Regions from separate parts of the Homo sapiens genome. Here region 1 is linked to region 2. The links are chromatin loops, found by intact Hi-C in ENCODE. Cell type or tissue: heart right ventricle. All regions are shown on one strand. Each heading gives the region's core, and the rest is flanking DNA. Links, peaks and the distances in the headings are about the cores only. Region 1 has its middle 160 kb from the start of TRIM33. Region 2 overlaps TRIM33 (tripartite motif containing 33).

What was found. Peaks named below come from ENCODE experiments on the same cell type or tissue, not always from the same donor. Only the 100,000 strongest peaks of a DNase experiment are listed, where the experiment ranks them.
Region 1: a loop joins it to region 2, with 4 times the contacts of the local background. A loop is called at or near these places in 59 of 110 quality-filtered maps.

What each region holds. Positions count from the first base shown.
Region 1 is chr1:114,351,983-114,354,899 of GRCh38, forward strand. It overlaps the pseudogene LOC100421116. Among named protein-coding and RNA genes, the nearest start is that of TRIM33, 160 kb to the right of the region's middle. RefSeq lists enhancers at 518-1,018, 1,019-1,519 and a silencer at 885-1,179. In heart right ventricle, for the core only: no CTCF peak of the experiment used is centred there; a DNase peak (open chromatin) is centred at 1,449.
Region 2 is chr1:114,416,226-114,419,142 of GRCh38, forward strand. All of the region lies in intron 11 of TRIM33 (tripartite motif containing 33), which reads right to left. Among named protein-coding and RNA genes, the nearest start is that of TRIM33, 94 kb to the right of the region's middle. In heart right ventricle, for the core only: no CTCF peak of the experiment used is centred there; no DNase peak of the experiment used is centred there.

The sequences.
Region 1 (2,917 bases), core at 197-2,696, 64 kb before region 2:
CACAGGGAACTGTCTGATGTAGAAAAGGGCTTCCCGGGAACTGTGAAGTCAGAAAAATTGGTCAAAATCATACTGATTGCTGTTAACATGTCGGAGGCAGGCAGGCTGCAGAGACAAAGCCTCTGGGGTCTCCTGATCACCACTGCGTAAAACCCAGGTTATTCTCCAGCACCCCTAGGACAATCTCACCCCACAAGCAAAAAGGATGGTTGTGTGAACCCTGCTGTTGTAAACCTGGGGCTGGGAAAAGTGAGACCAATTTGTTGGATAAAGATGTGAGGACATTTAAGCCCTTGCCATGCATGAAGTTAGGAAGATGGCAATCATTTTTGCTTATAGCAATGCCTTAAAACTTATCCTATATCAGCAGCTGTGACTGGGAAGAGCCCTGTGCTGGGAGTGCAAACGAGACCATGAGCTTCTTGAGGTAGGTGTGGATCTAATCAATTGCCTGGCACACAGATGATGCTCAGTAAATATTGGCTGGATGAAGTCAGGAAACCTGTGTTCCAGTCTCTGCTCTGTAGGGAGCCAACAGTGTCACCCCGGTCAATATGCCTCTCCTCCAGGGTTGCTGTTCCCCATCTGCCTCTAGACTTGATATCTGAGATTCCATTGAGCAGTAAGATTCTGTCCGTTCCCAGCCTAGGAGCTTGCTGCCCACCTAAGGAGACCTGTCTTGCTGTAAGACCCTCAGGCCTTGCCCTCCTCAACCTCAGCAGGGAGACTGCCTGCCTGAGTTGGAGGTGGTGTGTGTGGTGGAAAGGCAAGGCTCCATGTTTTTTTCCTTTTGACTGCTCGATAGTGGAGCCTCAGACCCCTTGCAGGAGGAATGAGTCGGTGTGGGGAGGGTAATTGAGCCGAAACTGGCAGGAGGAGGAGAATAGGTGCAAAGGAAGTCAGGGCAACCAGCTCCCTGGGGAGAAGCTGAGAGGCAGCAAGTAGAGGCCGAGCCAGAGATGATAGGAGAGGGCCCAGCAGCAGCAGCGAACAGCAGTGTGGCTGGGGAAGAGCAGATGGGGCTGGCAGATGGGAGCTGACAGGCTGCACGGGCTGGCAGGCAGCTCAGCATTTCTCAAGAGGCAGCTCCGCTGAGCAGCCAAGGGGAGATGGGGAAGGCTGAGCTATCAAACCCTTTCTGCTTCCCAATCATGTCTTTCTCTAGGAGACCTACAGGAGAGGATTGGGCCTAAGAAGTCAGGGTTGCCTCCCACAATTAATGATAAAATTTCAATTCGAAATCAATAACTTAATGGAATGAGATTTCTTTTCATCTGAATTGGGAAGCATTCATTAAATACCTACTCCGTGGCAGGCCCTCAGTAGGATGCTAGGTGAGAAGGACCTCTCTGCCGTGCAGGGGAAGCTCAGTCAGGAAGTAGAGCAGGCAAGACCTCAGACTCCAGGCAGACAGTACCACAGTACAGGTGGGCAGTGGGCCAGCTGTGGGGGAGGAGGGAGGGCCACTGGAACTGGGAGGGGACGTAAGACAGGAAGGCTTGGCAAAGGCAGCAGCATGCAAATTAACTCTCCGTTTTCACATGGAGGAGGTAGGGCCTTCTGACTGTGTGAGTCAGCTTGCAGGAAAGTGCAAAAGCCAGTCTGAAACATAAAGAAATATTAAGACATGCAAGGCCATCCTTGGTTTCCCTTTAGTCTGGTTTGCTTAAGGGAAGCTTTCTTCATCCAAAATAGAACGTGGTTAGGGGGTGGGGGAAGTAAGAAGCAAATCCTACCATCGTGCTCTGGATCCCATCTCCCACACATCTCCTTGCTGATCCCACCCTGGGACACTTACTCAATTGATTATCCCAGCTCTCTTCAGTCTCGAACTTCTCCTCTGTTGGTCCCTCATACCATCTTTGAACTTGATCCACTATCTCATTAATAAACAAACTATCCCCTTTCATGCTTACTTCTTCTCTGTCTCTTTCTCACTGTAGCTAAATATCTTTAAAACATGGTCTATATTGTCTTAGAGTTAGTCCTGCTGCTGCCTTAGTCTTGCTGAAGAATGGGAACAGAAGATGGAGATTCTGAATGGCCAGAAAGAAGGGCCTGGCCACAGACAGCTTTGCCTTTCTCTGCACCGACCAGGTAGGGATCACAGGCCTCAGTAGTGCCGATCCCTTCCAGGTTTTGTGCCAGAAAAATTCCAAGTCAAGCCCCTCAAAGGATCACAAACTGCACCATTGGCAATGGCTTGTTTAACCGAACTTGAGAACTGTTCTTGACCCCGCAACCTGGTATTGTCTCTAAAGGTTTTACCCAATCACCTGGGGATGCTGTCTTTCAACTCTCAGATTTGGAAGAGGATGAAGAGGAGGTACCACTCTATACTTCAGCAGCCACTTCAGTGGAACAGAAACATTCAATATCCAAGCAACAGTAGGCATCCTCCCACTACCCAGACTTCAGGATAGGGACTGGCTACTATTGCTGTCTCAAACCCAGGAAAGCGTCTGTCATAGACAAACCGAGCATTTTCCCTCCTCACCACCTATGAGATATTGCATGTCTCTGAAATCACTCAGGTTGCCCCAAGCTCAGTCTCCCTTTATAATTCCAGGAGAAGCAGTGATAGCAGTTCGCTTATCACAATTATAAATTCTCCTGCCAGCTACTACAATTCAGCATTGATGAATCCACAAAATGTATGGTTTAAGACTTTCATTAAATCCTCCTAATGTGGGCCAGTTGAAGAGGAGTTTAGTAGACAGCTGAAGAGATTAGAGATAGCTAGAGTGATAGAGTCCTGATGCCCAGGAGAATGGAAGCTGCCAAGATGTGGTGGCTTACATCTGTAATCCCAGCACTTTGGGAGGTCAAGTTGGATAATCACTTAAGCCCAGGAGTTTGATACTAGCCTAGGCAACATAGTGACACCCCATCTCTACAAAAAACTAAAAAATTACCC
Region 2 (2,917 bases), core at 228-2,727:
TCTACTGATTATCAGGAAAATATTACATTTTACCAACAAACAGAAATGTTCTAAAACTGATTAATGAGATACATGTACTGTACCATAAGTGAAACACTAAATATACTACAAAACATTCCCTGTTTTCCATTTACTATCTCCTATTACCTTCTTGCATAAATAAAATGTAAATGCTAAAATTCTTCATTTTAATATATTTCTTCTAGTTACCTAACTATATCACCATTAATACATCTGACTTAGTATAATCAAAAGCTATACAAATAATTCCTCATCTATTCTATTTTGTATAACAACTCACTTCTGTATTACTCCAGTTGTGCCTTCTCACTCCCTCAAGCCATTGCATATACCATACTCTATCTTGACCAACAAATATATCTCATATCTACACACTAAAGTATAATTCAGTCCTTGAGGAAGTTTTTCTTGATTAGGCAAAAGAAAATTGAGACTTCACCTCTACATTTGAGTCTTAAACTTAGCTGTCTTGGCTATTTCACCAGCTTAAACTAATGCTAATGCTAGGTTTTCTCCATGTGAATTCTTAATCTAGCCAAATTCAGTAGAAAAAGAGTTAAAAATAATCCATAAATGTGCCTGAATATGCTTCCTGTAAACCTGCAGAACAGTTACACAATTAAACCTCTTTTCTTTATAAACAGCAATGCAACAACAGCCTGGTACACTACGTTCATACTTGTATGAACTTGTAAATGAAAGCTCACAGCAGCATTATTCCTGACAGCCAGAGAAGAAAAGCAAATGTTCAATGATGAACAAATGATATATGTATACAATGAAATATTATTCAGCCATAAAAAATGAAATCCTAATACATGCTAAAACATGGATAGACCTGGAAAACATTATGCTAAGTAAAAGAAGCCAGACATCAAAGGCCAAATATAATTCCATTCACATGTGGAATGTCCACAGAGACAAAGTAGATTAGTGGTTTCCAGGGGCTGGAAGAGAAGGATATGAGTGACTGCTAATGAGTACCATTTCTTTTGAGGTGATGAAAATATTCTTGAATTAGTGGTAATGGTTGTACAATCTTGTGAATGCATTAAAAGCCACTGAACTGTACATTTTTAGAGTGGATCTCATGGTATATGAATTGTATTTCAATAAAAAAGTAGATGATACTTGCCTCTCCCTTTCTAAGTTTCTTAAGAACTAGAACCAAGTCTTGTTTATCTTATCCTCAATGCTTGAGGACTTTAGCATACAGTAAGTGCTTAGTAAAAACTGAATGACATTGTTATACTGTACATACCTCTGGCTGCCCAAAGCTGTCAATACCATGTGTTTCCAGGCCTACAATCCCACACTGCCTCCCTGGTATTGTTACAGGTAGTGTGGAGAAAGAACTGGATTTATAATTAGTAGTCTGGACTTAAAACTCCAACTTTTCTTATTATTTATTTATTTATTTATTTTTCTTGAGATAGAGTTTCACTCTTGTTACCCAGGCTGGAGTGCAATGGCGCGATCTCGGCTCACTGGAACCTCCACCTCCCAGGTTCAAGCAATTCTCCTGCCTCAGCCTCCCAAATAGCTGGGATTACAGGCATGCACCACCATGCCCGGCTAATTTTGTATTTTTAGTAGATGGGGTTTCTCCATGTTGGTCAGGCTGGTCTCAAACTCCTGACCTCAGGTGATCTGCCTGCCTCAGCCTCCCAAAGTGCTGGGATTACAGGCGTGAGCCACTGCACCCAGCCTAAAATTCCAACTTTTCTATCTATCATGTGACTCTAGGAAAGTCACCAATGAAACTGCATCAGTTCGTTTTCACACTGCTATAAAGATACTACCTGAGACTGGGTAATTTATAAACAAAAGCGGTTTAAATTGACTCACAGTTCTGCATGGCTGGGGAGGCCCCAGGAAACCTACAATCATGGCAGAAGGCAAAGGGGAAGCAGGCACCTTCACAAGGCAGTAGGAGAGAGAGTGAGTGCAGAGGAAACTGCCACTTTAAAAACCATCAGATCTTGTGAGAACAGCATGAGGGAAACCACCGCCATGATCCAATCACTTCCTAACAGGTCCTTCCCTCGACCAGTAGGGATTACAATTCGAGGTGAGATTTGGGTGAGGACACAGAGCCAAACTGTATCACTGCCTTTGCAAAAATTCTATCAGTGAAAGAGTCGGGGAGGATCTGATCTAGTCAACCTCCCTCTTCTTTGCCTTTAACCTTCATGCTGATATTAATTATTCCTGGGCTTGAGACAAGCTGACTTTGGGAGACATTTAGTTTATGGTTTACATAATAGCCCTTCCCCAAAACTCAACTGCCTTTGTAAAGTTAAAAAGAGACCACCAGGCTAGGAGGAGGAAAGGAGCCTGAATTCTGCTAAGGTGTTGACATAAAGGACTGCCAGCCATTACTCTGGAGGTCATAATATAGACAACTTCCTTAATTACTCCTGCAGATAACATCACTATTGCTGAACTTAAGATTGGCCTTTTTAGATATCTTTTGAGGTTTCTCGCATGTCTGACACTGACAATGGCTCCACCTGGACCCAACAAGCCCTCCAACAAGCCCTCCTGTGGCCCCACCCAGAAGCGATTCAGCAATTAAGGGGGATTTTCCCACACCCCTATGACTGCATTCCCCAACCAATCAGCAGCAAGCACCCATTGCCTTACTGCCCCCACCCCTTCCTCCAAACTACCTTTGAAAAACCCCTAAGCTGCCAGGCGCAGTGGCTCACACCTGTAATCCTAGTACCTTGGGAGGCCAAGGCAGAGGTCAGGAGTTCAAGACCAGCCTGGTCAACATGATGAAACTCCATCTCTACTAAAACACAAAAATTAGCCAGGCCTGGGGGCGTGTGCTTCCAGCTACTTGGGAGGCTGAGGAAGGAGAACAGCTTGAGCCTCAGAGGCAGAGGCTGCA